Linked DNA regions of Homo sapiens: region 2 is linked to region 1. A link is a contact called in ENCODE Hi-C or POLR2A ChIA-PET data. All regions are on one chromosome and are shown on one strand. The core of a region is the stretch at or near the end of the contact, and the rest is flanking DNA. Distances in the headings are between cores, read along the strand shown.

What was found. A loop is a pair of places that touch in the nucleus more often than their neighbours do. ChIA-PET counts read pairs that join two places held with the same protein, here RNA polymerase II (POLR2A). Pooled maps may share reads with other maps.
Region 2: a loop to region 1 is called in a map of GM12878, with 4 times the contacts of the local background. The contact joins two enhancer-like sites. A Hi-C loop is called at or near these places in 3 of 168 maps with a recorded cell type or tissue (GM12878 and ovary), 16 of 37 single-sample maps with no recorded cell type and 9 of 50 pooled maps. POLR2A ChIA-PET finds 5 or more read pairs at or near these places in 6 of 52 experiments (AG04450, HepG2, OCI-LY7 and 3 more).

Annotation. Positions count from the first base shown.
Region 1 is chr14:59,272,255-59,279,223 of GRCh38, forward strand. All of the region lies in intron 2 of DAAM1 (dishevelled associated activator of morphogenesis 1), which reads left to right. Among named protein-coding and RNA genes, the nearest start is that of DAAM1, 87 kb to the left of the region's middle. Within about 2 kb of position 2,902, at least 14 of the 41 ENCODE cell types and tissues checked have a DNase peak (open chromatin) inside an H3K27ac peak, as active enhancers do.
Region 2 is chr14:59,212,194-59,218,680 of GRCh38, forward strand. The region is part of intron 1 of DAAM1 (dishevelled associated activator of morphogenesis 1); the gene reads left to right. Among named protein-coding and RNA genes, the nearest start is that of DAAM1, 27 kb to the left of the region's middle. Within about 2 kb of position 3,323, at least 17 of the 41 ENCODE cell types and tissues checked have a DNase peak (open chromatin) inside an H3K27ac peak, as active enhancers do.

The sequences.
Region 1 (6,969 bases), core at 1,652-4,151:
AGTTGACAGAGAATTAAAATATATTGGCTGGGTGCAGTGGCTGGCCAGGCACAGTGGCTCACACCTGTAATCCCAGCACTTTGGGAGACTAAGGCGGGCAGATCACTTGAGGCCAGGAGTTCGAGACCAGCCTGGCCAACATGGTGAAACCCCATCTTTACTATTAATAAAATTAGCCAGATGTGGTGGCACATGCCTGTAACCCCAGCTACTTAGGAGGCTGAGGCACGAGAGTCACTTGAACCTTGGGAGATGGAGGTTGCAGTGAGCCGAGGTCGGGCCACTGCACTCCAGCCTGGGCAGCAGAGCAAGACTGTCTCAAAAAACAAACAAACAAACAAAATATATATATATACACACACACACACACACACACATACACACATATATATGTATGTATGTATGTATGTATGTAGGAGAGAGGGAGGGAGGGGGAGAGATCTTCCTTTGACAGTGTAGCATTTTTTGATAACTTGATGCTGTAGGAAAATGCTCAGAACAGTGTGAAGATATGCAATATATCACAAAGAATAGTTGGAATGTAGATATGGGCTTAAATGTGTGCAGTGCTAAAATTCCTATGGAGTAAATGTGAACTGCTGCCAAGATACAGTCAATTTAAAGGTGACAGAAGATGATCTCACATCCAGGACTTGATCAGTTATTTTGGCCCTGAGAACAACTGATGGTTTATGATATAGGCTGATATTGACATAAGTGGTTTTGCTTGCTGATATCTGCTGTACTTCTGAATAGAACATTGCTTTGTTCCTAAAACAGTAGGGTTGGCAGTAGACTCTCATTTCAGTGGCATTATACATTTCTTTGTACTGGTTGAAGTCCTGTCTGCTTAGAGACAGTAAGATGGTCAAAATGATTTCTTAAGTTTCCTTCTAATCCTCTGATTCATTAAACACATCCAATAAAGCTTAAGATACGACCATAAAACCATTTTGTTCCTTCTAATTCTGAATGTATATTGTATCTTACCAAGATCATTCCAAATGTCCTTTCCTACAGGCTGTTAAATTTGGACTTCAACTTCATATTAAATATTTTGTTACCATTTCAATTATCATTTATTTCTGGATGCTTCTTATATCTTAATATTAGATCAAGGAGACTGAAATGAGGGAGCATGAAGAGGTGGAGGAAAGAAACATGAAAATGTTGTTTTTAAATAGAAATACTATACTATAAAACTATCTCTGAATTAATAATGCTGTTGACAAAATGGCTATGGATCCTCTTGGTCCTGATGATTTTTATTAAAATGAATCCCAAAGAGACCCTGGATAGTATGGACCTACTTAGCTTTTGGCTACAATTTAAAATCTGACTATTTAACTTAGTCCTTATACTACCATATACAAATTATACAAAGTCGTTATAGTATACTGACATTCCCATTCTCTATGTGTCCTCATATAAGCCAATACAGGTGTCAAAAGGCTGGAGGAATAATTTGATCTTTATAAGTAGTGTGGTTTAGGTAAGCTTTTAAGCGTAATTTTAAAAATGTGTTTCAGTAATGGCTAGAAGGATCTGGTAGTTTGTGCAATTAACTGTACATAAGAATATATCTTGATGCTCTGGGAATTATCTAGTCACCATGGTTTGCTCTCAGAAAACACATGTGACATGGCCTTTGGGAGGTAATTGCTCAATACCATGGATGGTGTTTTTCAGGTCTGAACAGTCCTTGAATATTTTTACTCGCTGTGTCTGGAATCTTCCCCACTCCAACCTTCAATTCCCAGAATTCCTCTGGAATTTCAAGCTGTTCTTGGTGCGTGTTACAAGAGCTCAGTGACCAGCTATATCTTTTAGTTATGATTTTCGGGCTTATGGGTGAAGAGCTAGAATTTTTGTTCCTTGGCAAACCAGATTCCTGAAAAAGTTGCAGTATTTTTTCTTGTGTTCAGTTTTAAATGAATTTGTTGGCAAGATCCAAAAGCAGCTAGCTGTTTATTTCATTACTCAGTGCAATATTTAAGAACTAAATTAAACCAAATAATTAAAAACTCAGAATATATATATGACATGTATATATATTTATGTTATGTATATATAACATAAATATGAATTGTTTTCAGGAAAAATAGGCTTTTCTTCGATGTAGAAGGAAAAGTCAGAATCTTTTGCCATCTTTTCAACAGTCAGATAGTTTGAGTTTTTTCTCATATGAATAACTCATTGTGTTAATCCACTATATATATGCACCTTTGCACCTTCAGAGAGCAGAATGGCTCAGGTGTTATATCTGACTTTCTCACACTTAGGATCCTGGGGGCCTAGGGCAGTGCTTGGTCCAGAGTAGGTGCTCAATGAATGTTTGTGGCTTGAGTGAATGGATGTATAACTAATTACTGAAGCATTACACATGAGATGCACAATAAGTATTTGAGTGAATGTATGCATGCATGCATGAATTAATAACTGTGGAATCCTGCAGCAGTTGGGTTTGTATTTTAATATTCTCATAGTGGTGATAAGTTTGGGCTGATTCTTATACTCTGCCTGCACCCTATCCACCTGCTGTCATCCTGTTTTACTCTTTCTTCTCATTAAAATGTTAGTTACAATGGGGACACCAAAGTGGTTGGCATGAAAGTTAGCAGATTAAAAGGATAAGGGTGACAATGTTTAAGAAATATTCTTTCTCTTTAAAAGTCTCTGTACTGTATATTACGTGGTGAAATAAATAGCTCCAATGTGGGAAGACTTATTCTGCTAGATTGTCTTTTGACCCAATTAAAGCTTTAAAGTGTCAGACAAGCAGCCAAACAATCCTCTTGAGGGTGTGGGAGGGGCCTGGGCTGGCAAGAGCAGTGCTGGTGCTATCGAAGGAGGTGGCCATGTGTGGAACTTGGCTTCATGGTTGGTTGCCCACAGGGACTTAGGGTACCTTTCTTGTCTGTCACTTTACAGCTGGTGCTGTATCCCCGGAGATGAAGTACTTCCATTCAATTAGGAAAACATGCTTAGAAATTCTCTCTTTCAAGAACAACAGGCAATGGGGCCTGTCAGAGGGTGAAGGGTGGGAGGAGGGAGAGGATCAGAAAAAATAACTGTGGGTACTAGGTTTAATAGCTGGGTGATGAAATCATCTGTACAACAAACCGTGTAATACAAGTTTACCTATACAACAAACCTGCACGTGTACCCCGAACTTAAAAGTTAAAAAAAAAATTTATCTAGTAAGACTTGTCAACTGAAGTTGTACTAGATTATAGGTGTAAATACTGGAAATTTGGGTGGATATTTGGAGATGATTCTAACATGTTTAGAAAAAAGCTTATTTTAGATTACCGGAAAACTGTTGGTGATGCAGACTATTAAAACTTGAAGTCACTCTAATGAGTTTCTAGTTTAACGGTAAAAAAGCTGAATAAAAAGCCTATGTGTTTAGCTGCAGACTTTGTCTAGCCAACTGAATATAGTCTGCATTGCTTGCTATTAAGAGAAAAAAGGAAATAGTGTAAAAAACACTTAACCATTGGTAGTAAGAAACTAGAAATTATTTCTATTAGTCAGCCTTTGCTTGTGGTGTTTCTCACTTCTTATTTTTATGTATCAAATGAAAACATGTCTATCAGACACAGAGAATATTACTGTGTAGGTGGTGGTGAGTCATATTGTGGTATTTCATGTAATGACTAAGAATATTGGCAGAAATTTTACAGGCTGAAAACCTCCAAGGTTTGTTCTCTGTGTTTACCAATCCCTTTTAGGGCTTAAAGCTCTCTCTTGTTTTCCATTTATGTTTTTCCTGACTGGTTGGGAGCAGGTAATAATTCACTGAATGCACCTCTATGGAAACTGACAAAAATCTTACCTAGCTTTCAGATTTCTAACCACCATCATACTAAAATATTATTCTCAGAGTCATTGCAGTTAAATTTTAAGTGCTTCTTTGGCAATTCATGATTCCCAGATGAGATGGTCATTTGCTGTAATGGGGCTGGATGTTTATATATTTAATGAATTATCATAGCTTAATAGTACATTTTCTCCATGCATTTTATAAAAATGTTTTCTGTTTATTTGCTGCCAAAGCATCACCCTTCAATCTGCCATTAGCTTCTTCCTCTTGATGTTGTACTTATTATCACCATGTCATGTGTCTTTAGGTCACAGCTTCTTCCCCTTGATGTTGTACTATCACCATGTCATGTGACTTGAGGTCTGCTTAGGTGCCTCTCCAGGGGCTTAACTTATTTCTGGTAGTGTTGAGTTGTGGGGTGGGAGGAGAGGGTTAAACTCAGAAAAGGCACTGCTAATGTTGAGTGTATCCTTGAGATGAACTGAAGGCTTGCAGCCTGCTGGGCTTGTGGGAAACCCTTTCTGGGTGGAGTTAGGATAGGTGAATTGGGGCTGTTTATTCTGGACAAATATCTGAGGTATCTAATTTGAAAAATAAAAGTTAGACTTGTCTGAGTAAGAAAATGGTTGGTAATTCTGTGAACTCTGTACATTGAGTCAGATGGACAGGTACCTTATCAAGGACCATTAAAAAGCAAAACAAAAGAAAACAAAAAACAAAACCCCCAAACACAATCACATACAAATAGCGAGTTGATTGGCAGGCTAACCTCAAGGGCCTGTCTTAGCTTCTTTCTCTCGTTTTTCTTAGTCCTCCTGCCCATTCCCCCACCTCAATCATTATTTGAATGTCCTCAGACCTTATCTAAATATATATTTGTATGTATGTAAAGAGTTAGTTAACTCATTAGAAATAGATATCCTGAATTTCTTAGTGACTTCTCTTATTAGCCAAAAACTTGTATTTTATCTCATTGAAATCTATTGATTAGGTAGATTTTCAAATAATAAATGCTTTAGATATTGCTTTAGAGGTTTTATAAATGATCCCATATTTCAGTTTAGCTAAAATCTCTGAAAAGAGCTTTTTCTTCCAAAGTGTTAGTCTTTCAACTCATTCAAGACCCTTATTGTATATTATTTCAAAATTCCTTCCCTTGCTTTATCTAGCAAATGAATCCATTTCCTTCGATTGATTTGTAGCATGCCAATTGTTTTCTGATTTATGTAGGTTTCTCTACAGAACTGCCTGCTTATTCTACAGTGTGGAATTGGTAAGGTTTCTTTGTACAGAATCTCTTAGAAGTGGGGCTTAATAATGCACTTTGTTACGGATGAAGCCTAGAACTTTAGTTCCCACAGCTGGGCTTCCCTCAGAGGTCCTTTCTTCTTAATAATAAAAAAAAATCTTTTCTCCAAAATATTATAAATATGTAAAATATATAAATATATAAAAGTATAATTAATATCATCTCCAAGAAGAAGAGCCTTTTAATCTGTTGGTTTTAGTTTTTGAGAAACTAAAACTTTCTCTGGAGAGGCATGATGCTTGATGCAAAGGTTTCTCCTTTTATCTCTTGCTTAATCATTTTCCTTTGACTTTTAAAACTCTATCCATAGAGAATAACATGAAAAAAAAATTCTCTGACCAATGAAAGGAGCTCGGCCACCCAAGTCTAAGATGTAGTAAGATTTAGATTCTATACTCAACTAGGGTGCTTCCTGGGGTTTGAGTAATTACATCTGTTTGTAATCATAGTGAAAAACCTGGCTGTTAACTCACAGATGATCTGGTACAGTAGTCCTCCCTTACCAGCAGGGGATATGGCCCATCTAAAACCCTCCCCTCCCCTGTGGATGCCTGAAACCACAGATAGTACTGAACGCTATATATACTATGTTTTTTTCCTATACATATATATCTATGTTAAACTTTATAAATTAGGCATAGTAAGGGATTCACAACAATAACTAATAATAAAATAGAACAGTTATAACAATAGGTTGTAATAAATGTTAATGTGAATGTGGTCTCCTCCTCTCTTAAAATATCTTACTGTACTCACCCTTCTTTTGGTGATGATGTGAAATGATAAAATGCCTGTGTGATCAGATGAAGTGAGGTGAATGACATAGGCATCACGAGGTAGTGTTAGCCTACTATTGACCTTGAGATGAAATGTCAGGAGGAAGATCATCTGCTGCGGGTGAACCTGGCTCATGGAACCATGAGGATGCTGATGGTTAGATATTCATGACTAATGAGCAAGGAATGTATACAGCCTGAATATGCTGGACAAAGGGTGATTCATGGCCTGCACAGGACTAAGTGAGATTTCATTGCAATACCCAGAATGACACACAATTTTAAACTTAGGAATTTTTTATTTCTGGAATTTATTCTTTTAGAATTCTTAATTTATACTTTTGGACCACAGTTGGCTAGAGGTAACTGAAATGGCAGAAAGTGAATTCAGAATTCAGAGAATAAGAGGACACTACTATACTTTTCTGTAGAGTCAGTATTAGGGGGAAAAACAAACTGAAAAGGTTCTTAAGGACTTCTTGTTAATATTAACATATCACTTAATTACAAAGGGACCTTGGGGAAAACATTGCCTGTTGCTTGGCCTAAATGGAATACACACTAATATAATTTATGTAACTTTCAAAGAAAGGATAAGAATATTTTAAGGAAGTGATCTTTGATTTCAAAGGAATGCTGTGTCTGAAACTGTAACATTTCCCAGATTGAGCTACTTACTTTAAAGGAGTACACAGTTTTCTTTCCTCCTTCTTCATACACTTCTTTCCAATCAGTTTCTCTTTTAAGCCAACTCCTTGGTTTATCTAATGTTCAAACAGAATTTTCTTTTCTTACTATGTATATACAAAGCTGTATTTTTTCTACTTTGTCTATATAGAATTTTTTGTTTGTTTTCCTGGGGCTCCAACAAGCAGGCTTGATTTTTTTTGACAGCTTTATTGAGGGATAATTTATATGTCATAGAATTCACCTCTTGTAATTGTACAGTTTGAGTTTTAATAAATGTTTATAGTTGTTAACCATCACCGCCATAGTTTATAACACTTCCAGCATCCCATCTCCCCTTGTGCCCATTTGCAGTCATCCCTGCCCTTGCC
Region 2 (6,487 bases), core at 2,073-4,572, 60 kb before region 1:
TATTTAGGCTTAAAAATATATGACAAAGTATGTGATCATAATAATGCCATAATTCATTTAGTATAGTCATCTGGTCGGGAGTTATAAACTTTTTTGAAGTCAGACTTGTTTGTTTGTTTTTTTAAATAGTATTAAATGAGAATTTCTTATACTATCAGTTGTCACAAGGTGAACAAATATAAGTAATTAAGTCAAAGTTTTGAAGCACATATTATGGCTTATGCTGTTGAAAACTCTCCAGTGTTTTAGCATAATGTCCGAGTCAAGTTAGAACACAGGTCTCTGCTAATTGTCATATCTTAGATGATTGCCTGATAAAGATGATTGTCTGGCGTAGCTTGGAGTACCAATACAGGAGACATGTTCTTCCCCCACTTCCTATTCCTTCCACTGCCATGCTAGACAATGCTTATCAAAGGTGACATTCTTTCCTACCCAGCTTGGACATGCCTCATAATCCTGCCCAAGCAGCATTCTAATAGCCACAGCTAGTAAACAAGGGATCTAACTAGTTTGTCAGTGTAGGTAGTAGAATCTTTAAATTTTTTTTTAAAGGCCATTGTTAGTATTTTTAAGAGATCAATTTACATCATTTATTTCAGATGGAATATTGTTTATTTCTCTGTCGCAGTGGCTCCCAATCTTTTAGAATGTTCCTTTTTAATAAAAAAGAATCAGATTCTCACATGACCTTGAATTTCTTTAACACTTTAAATGAATTTTACTTTTATCAATCGCAGCATATAAATTCATTGGAAAAATAGGCATGTGTATATGTATCAGACATTCACATGCTTATGAATGAAGGACCCCTTGTAATACTTCTGCCCCTGCCCCCCATTCCACACACCACCCCCTCCCCAGGAGTAGGGATTAGAAATCGTTAGTCTTTCCATTTTGTCTTCTGTGGTTTCAGTTAAAGTTCTAAAGACGTATTTTACTAAAAGTGGAATTGACTTTTTGTATTCAGGGGAACTTGTCAGTGGTTTTCATATTATGTGCCGTGGAGTCCCAGGATTCCAGAAGATGCCTCAAGGGAGACCCCTCCCTTCCCCCGTATCCCTTCCAGCTTTAAGCAGCCTGTCTGCTTTAAGCTCTTATATATATTGAGATTCTCCATGAGATTTCATTTGTATAAATGATTTCACAGCTTACCAAAAAAAAAAAAAAAAAAAAAAGGAAAGAGAAAACCACTGATAATCCCACCTTGTTTCACACATGATTAAATGCAATGCCCAGAGTATTTTGGGGTTATCCTGTTAGTTAATGTTGAAGCCAGGTTGAGGACTCTGATTGTCTGACTTGCAGGCCACTATCCCTCTACCCACTGCTATTCCTAAAACTAAAGGAGGATGTAAACTGACACCACCACCAGCTGTGAGTGCAGCACATACTTATATGGAAAGAAAAATTGTTTACATTGTAATACCAGGGGACTCAAATCTGTTTCAGCCCTTAAATAAAGGGTTGCAGGGTATACGTATATGTAAATGCTTGTCTTGCCTATGTGTGGCCTTCTCTCACTATTTACGGTGGGTGGAGGGAAGGTGAAGCTTACTTTTATAAATTTTATTTTAAAACACAGAAGAGCTGATGCTGCAGTCGGAAGACAGTTTATTTTTCTCCCAGAGCTGGACCCCTTCCCTGTTGTGTTTGTGACATACTTTGCCTTGTCCTGATTTTAAGCATTGGGCAAGCAGAATCTGCCATCTTTCCTGGATTTCACCATCTATCAAAGGGCAACCTCAGAGCTTGTTTCTCAGCAGTGGTCACCTATTTCCATTATTAAATCAACTTGCTACCAAGATATCAGGCAGATATCACACTTAACGTACCTGGTTTGATTTGGCCTGCCTTTTTTCATCTGAGGCGTTAGCACAAAGCTAAATTTCCCTTTGAAGTTCACTGTGATTCCGAGGATCTTTGCTTCAGTTTACTTTGGAAGATTGGGGCTGTAGCTGATTCAAGATAACTGGAGCAGGTGTCTGGTGACAGTTTGCAAAGGGTGCTGTGTAGACCTAAGTTCTGTGCCTGGCATGAGAAACCTCTTTGTCTTTCTTGTATACGTTGGTTTAAGTTCATGTGGATCACTATGAGGGATGTTAAATGTTTTGCATTTAGATTCTTCCAAGTTGGCAGGTGCAAGGCAGGCCTGGCTGCTACCACAGACCCCTGACGTGCTTCTTTCTTCCTTGCTCTCCTCAGGAAGGTCATCCTATTTGAAGAGATACTTTTCTGTTAACTGTGGAAAAGCCAGATGTCTCACTTTAGGCAATAGTTTCAACTTCGTTTCTTCCCATGTAGTTTGACAGATCGACCTCAACCCTGACCCAGACAACTACTAATCTGCTTTCTGTCTGTATGGATCAACCAGTTCTGGACATTTAATATAAATGAAGTCATGTAATATGTGGTCTTTTTTGATTGACGTCTCTCATCTAGTTTAATGTTTTCCAAAGGTTCATCCATGTCATGGCATGTATTGGTACTTCATTCTTTTTTATTGCAAAATAATATTCTGTTTTATAGATATACCACATTTTTTTTTATTCATGGACATTTGGGTTGTTTCTACTCTTCAGCTATCATGAATAATGCTGCCGTCAACATTTGTGTTTAAGTATTTGTGCGAACATGCGTTTTCACTTCTCTTGAGTAAATACCTAAGTATGGAGTTGCTGGGTCATATAGAGACTTGGTGTTTAACAATTTGAGGAAATGCCAAATGGTTTTCTAAAGTGACTGCACTATTTTATATTTCCACCAGCAATGAGTGAAAGTTCAGGTTTCTCCATATCTCATGTGTTTTTTAAACACTGTATTCTGTTGTGTTTATAAAATGTTTCCTCTTGTCTTCATAGATGAGGGAGTCAGGGACCTGAATGATAATTTTGGAGGAAATGAAACAGATGAAAGTGAAATAAATTATTTTCATATTGGCTCAGTGTAGCTGTGGAAACCTTTCAGCCCTGAGCCTACAAACCTTCCTGTTTGACTGGATATGACATTACCAGGAGTTTTACTTTCCTGCCTTTATTGTCCCTGGAGAGAAAAAAGAAATATGTCTTTTCCACAGCTAGACATGGAAGGTTCAAACAAATATAAAGGACCCCTGAGTTATTAACAATTCCATGGGAACATGTGCTTGGTGTATGCCCAGAATAGTTCCTTTCAAATGATTCTCTTGGTGCTTCTGCACTGTTCTTCACCAGAGTGTAACATAAGAGCTGAATCAAGGCTTGTTCAGTCAGTGTTTGGAAAAGAAGTGGTGGCTGGATGCTGGTCAGCTGGCTTGGGCTGTTGGCAAGCTTGCCACCGACCATGCTTTCTGCAGGCGGCAGCCGCTGCAGGCTTGTTAAAGGCCTGCACCAGGCCGAAGTGTTTGCATTTGCCCTGTCGGAGCTCAGGATAACAAGGCCTTTCATAATCCACCACAGTAGTAAGCAGGCAAGTCCGGTGGCTCTGGAAATGTCCCAGTACACCAGCCAAAGGCAAAATCCCAGCTCCTTTGCCCTGTGTGACAGCCGCGGGGAGTAGGCTAGGGTGGGGGTTGAGGTAGATAAGGAAGGAAACACCAAGGAATGTCATTTTTGTTACATAAATTGATAACTCCAAGTGCCTTCTCGCTACAATTGATTGCTTTGGGTCATATATTGACAGTAAGCAATTTGATTATTTGCCTGCTGAAATGACACTATAGCATGAGAGGTCAGCCTCTTAGGACAGCCTTTCTCACGTTCCTCTCATTTTTATTCTTGCTGAGCGGGACCATATGAATGACAGGCTTGTTTGCGAGGGTAGATTTCCATTCCATTCATGCACCTTGCAGACCCAGTCACTCTTCTTGTGGGTGGAGTTTGCTACACACAGGTGGAGTCTAGAAGGTGAGGTCCCCAGGGCCTCCCAGCCCTGTTTGAGCTGATTTTCTCTTCCTTGAGTCTTGTCCAGCCATACCTCCTCTGACTTCCCAGGGTCCCTCCCTAAAATGCCTTACTCACATGAGGAGAGGACCCTGCATTCTGACCTCCTCTCCATTAATGCTGCCTGTCTCAGGCACAGTTTTTCAATGTACTGTGTTATTTCTGTATTTCTGTCAAGTCAATATCATGCTTTTATTAAAATGACTTTGAGTGTGTGTGTGTGATATTTTTGGACAGCTGCCTGTTTATTATACTCATGCACATTGTCTGTATTTCATAGAGTAGGCAAAAAAAGGATTTTAATCAATTGCAAGAGTCAATTTCAGGCAGGACGCAGTGGCTCATGCCTGTAATACCAGCACTTTGGGAGGCCGAGGCAGGTGAATCACTGGAAGTCAGGAGTTCGAGACCAGCCTGGCCAACATGGTGAAAGCTCTTCTCTACTAAAAGTACAAAAACTAGTTGCTCGTGGTGGCATGTGCCTGTAATCCCAGGTATTTGGGAGGCTGAGGCCGGAGAATAGCTTGAACTGGGAGGCAGAGGTTGCAGTGAGCTGATATTGCACCACTACACTCCAGCCTGAGGGAGAGAGCGAGACTCTGTCTCAAAAGAAAAAAAAAAAAGTCAATTTCATATCACCATGAAGTATTGGAATTCTTTAAGATTAGAGTAACACTTGATGTGTTTCCTGTTGACTAACCGTTTGTGTGATTTCTGTAGTAATTAAGGTGTTTGGCTTAGTTACCTCAATTGGAACTATAAAGAATTGAATTTTAAGTATATACTATGTGTATGTCTATATAGTTTTTTTTTTTTTACTTGTTTGTAGCCCAGCGATGCTTGAAAGTTGAGAGACAATACCTCCCCAAACACCCCAATATAGGAGTTTCCAGCAGTTTTTAGTTTTTTAAAACAGATATTTGATCCACGTTTGTTTGTCTTGCATTGTGTTTGACCTGGTCTTGGGAGAAAAAGAAACTGTCTGAAATGGGCTGGTTTTCATGGAGGCAGGGGTGAGGTAGGGTAACCTGGCTCTTCCTAGTCTGAATCTGGGCCTTTTTTGTTGCTGACCACAGTGGGCTTGGAGAGGCAGCCTGCTTGTCCTGCCAAACCTCAGGACTGCTCCCTGTGTGTGTGTCTGTGACTGATTTCTTAAGGGCAGTAAGGATTTAGAATTTATCAAGCACCATCACCATAACACTTCATGTACCCACCTTCAACTTGAGTACTGTGTCTGCATTACAATTTTACTACTGAAAATCTTCCTTTTGTGTCTTTTGAGATTTTCACTGTAGATGGGCTTCTGATTATATCAGTGTGGTGTAACCAGAGTTGGTAAAAGTTTGACATTTGATTTTTTAAGATATAACATGTCTATGCTGCTGTTATGGTATTGATTAGCAATATGTAGCTATTTAAATTATAATTAATTAAAGTTAAGGGCTAGGCATGGTGGCTCATGCCTGTAATCTCAGCACTTTGGGAGGCCGAGGAAGGAGGATTGCTTGAGGCCAGAAGTTCGAGGCCAACCTGGGCAAAATAGTGAGACCCTGTCGCTACAAAAAAGTACAAAAATGAGCCAGGCACAGTGGCTCATGCCTGTAATCCCAGCACTTTGAGAGGCCAAGGCGGGCGGATCACAAGGTCAGGAGTTTGAGACCAGCCTGGCCAATATGGTGAAACTCTGTCTGTACTAAAAAAAACCCAAAAAACAAAAACAAAAATTAGCCGGGCGTGGTGGTGGGCACCTGTAGTCCCAGCTACTTGGGAGACTGAGGCAGGAAAATCACTTGAACCCAGGAGGCGGAGGTTGCACGCCACTGCACTCCAGCCTGGGCGACAGAGCGACTCTGTCTCAAAAAAAAAAAAAAGGATCAGGTATACTGGCATGTGCATGTAGTCCCAGCTATTTGGGAGGCTGAGGAAGGAGCATCACTTGGGCCCAGGAGTTGGAGGCTGCAGTGAACTATGATTGGGCCACTGTACTTCAGCCTGGGTGACAGAGGAAGATCTCATCTCCAAAAAAAGAAAAAAATTCAAGATTAATTTCCTCCGTCAAACTAGCCATCTCATATGTGCTCACTAGCCACGTGCAGGCTAGTGGCTACTGTAGTAGATGGTGCAGGGATAAAACATTGCCATCATCACAGAAACTTTTACTGGACAATGCTGACTGTAAACTTTTTTCTGCCCCAGAGGGTCCAAGCAAGACATTAATCACAGCAAAACAGAAGCTTTGCTTAGATGAGTTCAGGTACTGGAAAATTGCTGTTGCCTGTTCCTAGCCTAGAGAGAGATAAATAGATGTGCCATTTTGCTCCAATTTTCTCTGAGTAGTGTTTCCTTGCTGTGATTTCATTTGTTTCTAAAGGGGTGTGAATATTCAGTAATAAGACTTGCTCATATTCAAATGCAAGTTAAATAATCTGAAACAATATGTAAATAGTTATTATCTACCATTCCTTGACATTAGAACTGATACTTCCATGTCCAAGAGTGAAATCAAGATAAATTAAAATTACACTAAGATTAGATTATCACTATTATTTTCTGATGGCACACACATG